Linked DNA regions of Homo sapiens: region 1 is linked to region 2. Evidence: chromatin contacts called from ENCODE Hi-C data. All regions are on one chromosome and are shown on one strand. The core of a region is the stretch at or near the end of the contact, and the rest is flanking DNA. Distances in the headings are between cores, read along the strand shown.

Region 1 (3,407 bases), core at 321-2,820, 130 kb after region 2:
AGTGCTTAAAGTGAAAGCAGGTAGTCCTCAATGCTCCAATATATTGACTGAATTTCTTAATGGAAAAAAAGGAAGAAAAAAATTCCTAATTGTCTCCTGCTAACTGACAAAGCAGTAGCATATGCTGAATGATCAATTTCTTTGCAGTATTGTTGCTGAGGTAGAATTGCCTCTGTCTTTAAAACAGAATACGCATCAGCGAAATCATAAACAGGTCACTCATAGCAAGTCAAAGAGGATTGACTCTAGGGGAGTCTTTTTAAATGACCTTATTTCAAATACTCAGCTTTTATTGACATCTTAGTGTTCTCTCAGCAGACAGAGTAGCTCCTTGAATTGAAAGCCTGCAACTGTTTTTGTGACGGAACTATTGATTTTTTCCTTCTGATATAACTTCACATGTCAGACTGAGTTTCACACCCCATATCCATCAATACCAAATAATTTTTAGAGACCCCCTATAGGAGTCATCTGTAGGCCACATATGTATATAAATATATGTCACAGGTTTTTTTATTCCTAAGACTACACAATAACAAGGAGCATGTCATAATAAAGTTAATGTATTTATTTGATACAAAGTTTGCCTCTTTTATACCAGGTGACGTTCCTTCCATGCTGAAAATACCAGGAACTGCCAATCCCATGGGAAGAATGGACATGGGGACGTGAATTTCTCATTTGATTTTTTTTAATTGCATGTTCAGAGAATTTATTATTCCATTTTTTAATTAAAGAAGAGCCTTGCTATCAAAATGCTCTCCCACACATCCTTTTGCGTTAGGTAGCACGAACACAGTTTGAGATGGAAACAGGCTGCCCAATGTACTTATTAAGGAACTTTCCTGGCGAACCACTGAAAAATATCCTCAAGTGTGACCATCACATCTGCATCAAGTTATGAAAAAAGTAAGGCTTGTTAACCTGCTGTTTGGAAACCAGAACACTTTTATCAGTTCATATAATTGCTAACCCCTTATTCACTGCTCAACGCTGGAGAGTTCTTTACCTCCTAAGATCCCACTAATTGCTGACAGATTTGATTTCTCCCTGACAGCAGGAGTCCTGTTTCTGGCCTTTACATCAAGTAATTGCTTTATTTTTCTCCCTCTGCTCTAAAAAACGGAATTCCCTTCTCCCCTGCTTGAACCCCTTTAATGGCTTCTTTCTCTGTTATTAAATCCTTGCCATTTAAATCACATTTAGCGATGTTTTGAATAACTGATTCCAATTACTAAGGCTCTTACCAAGAAGCAGCTGAAAACGCAAGTCATTACTTGCCCACAGACAAGCGGCTACATCTTGCAGCCAAGTCTCTGGTGAACTGTATTGTATTTCTCCTCAGTACGGGGCAATTTATACTCACAGAAGGCTGATGTCCAGCAAATATACAGCCGCCGGAGCTGTCTGACACTATCATTTGTGCATAATGGATATTAGATTTTATAGTTATTTTATAAATAGCCTCGTTCCTTAAAGAAACCATTCCCTTCTTCCCGTAGCGGCCGAGAGAGGCCACGTGGAACAACAGCAGAGATGAGTAGTGACCGCCCCATGACCCACCGTTAGGGTGCTCTTCAAAGTCTAATAAAAGCCACGGCTGGGCCCAAACAAACAGAGCGATGGAGCTGCCGCCTCTGCCAGGGACAGCACTCCGCATTGTCAGAATTTGCTTTGACAGTCCAGTTTGTTTTCCCTTGACGTTGTGGAGTTTGGAAAAAAAAAAAAAAATCCCTGCCATCTTGTCTTCCCTCTCTTCCCATGATGTTGAATGTTGCAGTCCTTTTTTTATTTTTTATTTACTTGGCAAAGGGATGTATCTGATAAATTTCATGACGCAACCATATTTCTCCTATCATTTCAGGATTTAAGGCATTGCGTGGATCCTATTTCTCAATCCTATTGGCTGTAAGATGACCAAAAACTGTACATTTTGGTAAATTTCATCTGACACAGTGGTTTGGCCTCACTAAAATGATGCATTTTCTGCCCCATTTGCATTGATGAAATATGATTTTCTTGGGCATATTTAATGCAGAAGAGCCTCTGTTACCCAGGGTATGTTAGTAGGTATGGCATAATTTATACCTCTTCAGAATTTTTATTTTAAACATTGAATAACCAATTAATTGTATAAACACATGTATAATGTGTTGGGTTTCAGTGGTACATCAGGTAATCATGACACAGCCTGGCTATCATGGTTACCAGGCAGATCTAACTTAATGAACTGGCAAATGTGAAGGCAGAGCTCACCCTCCTAATTTGATTAACCAACCGTATGTCTCAGCTATGACTGGGGCTAAGGAAGGTTATCACTAATTTCCAACTTGAGGTTATCAGCAAAATTGAAATGTTTCTCAATTCTATGTATGACACACAAATGTGAAAAGAGTTTTGTGTGTGGGGCCGTATTCAGGAAGTTTAATGCATGACACCACTATCAAAATAAATTGTTCATGTGACAATTATCTCATATATTGTGCTACATTGTTCTCTACTTTTGTGGGGGTTCAACTGGGGTATAAGTAAATTCTGTACAAAATAGAGTGATGACTTTTCTTCCTAAATCCATGGAGATTTTGGTTTTCATCTTTTCATTAAAGTAGGCAGTTTAAGAAAGACTTTTGAAACTTATTATTCTATTATTTGATCATCTTCAAAACAGTGACAAAAACCACAAATGTCTAGAAGGATGTACATGAGGTGTCAGAATGACTCACGCTGCTTGCCATGTGCCCATGGAGATTCAGGAGAGGCACAGGCACAAAGAAAGAGAGAGAAGCAGCAAATTCACCTGGGATTTTGCATTTTCCATTTCTAAACATTGCCTCTTCAATTATTTATGTTTGATATTTGTGAAAAGTGCTACCTTGGATGGCCCAGAAACCTGAGTCTTATGTTTGTCTGTGGAGAAGGATGCCAGAGCAGTGGCACTGCCCATTCTGGAGTCTGGATTATTAATGTGTTTCTAACCTAAAGGCCAGTACCTCATTCCTTCACTACCAGGGTGGTGCTTTTTCATCCACAGAGACAAGAAACTTGTTATGATTCTGAGACTGAGTACATATAGCAGAGATGGCCCAGCCTTTCTCAGCATCTATTATAAATAGGTAGCCCTCCATTTCTACCCAACACCGTGCCTATCTTACCCCTCCTAGGCTCTTTGTTGAGAAGTCCATTTGCCAAGGGACTAACAAAACCTCAGAGCTTCTCTTAGGAAGGGTCCCAAAGGAGCACCCCAGGGCAAACAGTGTACTGGAAGGGTCGCCAAGACCAAGCAGCTTTCGGGCTTTAAATGCAAACTCATTTTATCAGACAGCTAGGGGGCAGGGGAGAGTCTTATTAGAGCTGTTTCAGTAGCGAGGAAAACAAGATAAATCAGCCAGGCCTTTACAGTGACAAAA
Region 2 (3,288 bases), core at 718-3,217:
CTCTGAAATTGTCTCAGGCTATCCCAGCAATATCGCTACAAAGTGGACAGAGGAGAGAGTTAGATGTTCTAAAGAATCATGTGATTTCTACTGGACTGGTCAGAATGTCACGGCAACCACAGATGGCTTGATCAAAATCTCACCCTTCTGCTTTGTTGAGGACAGAGCACTTTTACATGTTATTTATTTTTATTTTTAGGTATATTTGTAGTGACGACATGTTGGCTTGTGGGAAAATAGTTTGCATTAGTCCTCAGCTGAGCTTCCCATACGCACAGGGGACTCAATATATAGAAAACAAGAAAGCCCGGAAAATGCCAATGGCTAGAGACTGGAATTCTGCAAATTTTATTTTTCTCCACTCTCACAGTAAAGACAGGATTTGTAGTAAGGCACAATACTGCCAAAATTAGTCTGATTTTCTTTTTAACAATAACATCAGCTAATAGGTAAATATTCTAGAAAATGTAGTCATTTTGAACATTTGAGATTAAGAAAAGCAGAAAATCTGGAATATTTTTGTAGACATCTAGATATATAGGCAACGACAGAGACCCAAGACCGTAAATCCGGTTTATTTTTACATATTAGCATTAAAATATCTGTCTTGCTTTCAGACAATGAGTTTTTAAAAATTAAGAATAGTGCATCAAAATGATGAAAAATTTTAGGATTTTTTGATATGTAACTTAACCCACAGAAAACCAGATTATTCATCTTGCTACTTGTTTATAGCCCTTTTTAAAAAATGAATATTTCAGACACCTTAAATTGATAAATGTTTCTCTGAAAATAAATCGCTCTTTGATAAAGAGAGTGGAACATAAATGTTTGAGATGTAGCTGAAGCTCTATCACCATTTATGGATCACGATTATAGTTCAAAACGCAAAAGCTGGTATCTTTTGAGGTCGAGCATTTTATACTGAAAGCATATATTTATAATGGAAGTTAACCTTAACATGAAGAGGAAATGATGTTATAGGATTTTCTATTTTGGAACTAATAAGCTATATCATTTCTTATTTGATGGTCTTAAGAAGCAGTTAACATGACTTGAAAGCAACATTTTTCAAGTACTGTAAACATGCTACCATGGAAAACCAGAGAGGAAAAATTTTCCTGTCTGTGAGATTCCTAAACAACTTAATTTGAGTTGTTTACTCTCAAATACTGAATGTTCTTCCCACTGTTCCGCTGTAGTCCGACACAGTGTATTTAATGATTTTTTGTGAAATTTACAACCTAGTGACTTATCATCTTACTTTGAATTGTCTTGAAGATACTTAATGCTGATACTTAACACACACACACAAAAAAACCCCAAACTCTTAGAGTCCTCACTCTGTTTTGAACTAATTAACTTTACAGGAACAAACCTGGAGATACTTATTTTTTCCACTACTACTTTTGGATTTATTATTTCTTTTTATTATAGTAGTCCGAGGTTAGAAAGCTAAAAATTAAAATGGTTGATAATTGTGAAATATATTGTTATTCATGGCAAAATATCACGATTATGCATATGTGTAAGAATTAAGATGTCTTAGGAACTAGCACGGAGTGAGCTGGATGAAATGCGGCACCTGCCACAGAATCTTTCCCCTGTGCTTTTCGGTAATGCCAGGCAAGTCCTCCGGGTTGTAGAAGTCATGGCCAGGTCATGGATTTCCGCACACAGCGATGGCTTCTGTGGGACAAAAAGCAGTGAATATCACGCTACTTACCTTGCTTTATACCACAACCGTTGCAGGCAAGGGTGTCTCCGATGGCGTCTTGGTTTTGCTTACCTGTGTTCCAAAAGAAATCTTTTCCCTGACCAGTTAACTTCTTGGTTGTTCCTTAAGACACAGGGATTTTGGGAAAGACTGTGGCATGCTTTCCTCAGTGGTTCTTCTCAGTTTAATGCCTTAAAGATGGACAAATGTTCACTGGCTGCCCGATAGGCACTGAAATTCGGAGCAATCCAACTTGTTCCAAAAGCGTTTCCCACGGCATATGCACAGTTTCACGGATGGCCACTAGATGGCGTGTGACAACCATTTGTGTCAGCCACACGCAAAGGCTTCCCATTCATTCTCCATAAAGGTATCAAAGGCGTCCTCCAGCAATTCCTCCAAGACAACTTCACTATTACGTTGTTTTCATTTCGATCCTTAAATGGTACCGGTTTACGTTTTGGAAGTAGGGGGACATTTTCAGTGGACGAGCCTAAATCAGAATGTGTGCTGTTGTATTTACGCATCACCGTTAATAAACATTAGCACTTAAAGCTGAATTAAGGCACATCGTTAAATGTCAGTGTGTATCTACCCACTTATCTACGAATGTTTCAACAAACATCTATTAAGTGTCTACTACTATGTGCGAAATGTGACTCGTTCTTCTAAAATACTGAAAGGACGTTTTATTACCAGAAAGTAATACAAGTATCAGAAAATAAAGACATTTTACGTTGCACAGTTGGGTCATTGATATAATGTTAAAATTAAATACATTAGCTCTTTCTTAGCTGAGGTTTTGTTTTCTGTGGTTTCATTTACCTGTGGTCAGTTGTGGCCCCAAAAAATTAAATGGAAAATTTCAGAAATAATTCATAAGTTTTAAATTGCATGCCATTCTCAGTTGCATGCTGAAATCTCTCATCCTCTGTCCCACCTGGGAGGGGAATCTTCTCTTTGTCCAGCATATCCACACTGTCTAAGCTACCTTCCTGTCAGTCACACGGTAGCCATCTCAGTTATCACATAGACTGTCACCGTTTCCCAGTGCTTGTGTTCAAGTAACCCTCATTTTGTTATATAATGGCCTCAAAGCATGAGAGTAATGATGCTGGCAATTTGCATATGCCAAAAAAGAAGCCATAAAATGCATCCTTGAAGTGAAAAGGTGAAAGTTATCAGCTTAATAAGGAAAGAAAAAAATTGTATGCTGACATCTTTAAGATCTACAGTAAGAAGGAAACTTCTACCCACGAATTGTGATCAATTAGTTGTAAACACCACTGCACTTGGACCAGCTTACCCATGAATGGTAAGGAAAAAAAGAAATTCATGCATAGTATATGTAGGGTTTGGTACTATTGCAGTTTCAGGCATCCACTGGGGTCTTGGAAGAATGTATCCCCCATAGATAAGGGGGGAAGTTGTATGCTCCTGGAATTTCAGAAGCTTCTCCTTTTTTTTTTTTTTGAGACAGAGTTTCGCTCTTTTTGCCCAGGCTGGAGTGCAATGGCACGATCTTGGCTCACTGCAACCTCCGCCTCCCAGGTTCAAGAGATTCTCCTGCC

Evidence for each region. A loop is a pair of places that touch in the nucleus more often than their neighbours do. Pooled maps may share reads with other maps.
Region 1: a loop to region 2 is called in a map of Caco-2, with 15 times the contacts of the local background. The contact joins the enhancer-like site here to the promoter of LINC02944 in region 2. A Hi-C loop is called at or near these places in 3 of 168 maps with a recorded cell type or tissue (Caco-2, HepG2 and esophagus muscularis mucosa) and 5 of 50 pooled maps.

Annotation. Positions count from the first base shown.
Region 1 is chr10:118,106,559-118,109,965 of GRCh38, reverse strand. All of the region lies in intron 3 of CASC2 (cancer susceptibility 2), which reads right to left. Among named protein-coding and RNA genes, the nearest start is that of RAB11FIP2, 61 kb to the right of the region's middle. Within about 2 kb of position 1,570, at least 2 of the 41 ENCODE cell types and tissues checked have a DNase peak (open chromatin) inside an H3K27ac peak, as active enhancers do.
Region 2 is chr10:118,240,184-118,243,471 of GRCh38, reverse strand. It overlaps LINC02944 (long intergenic non-protein coding RNA 2944), which reads right to left and starts at 1,967. Exons shown (of 5, transcript XR_946349.3): 1 at 1,790-1,967; 2 at 1,586-1,689.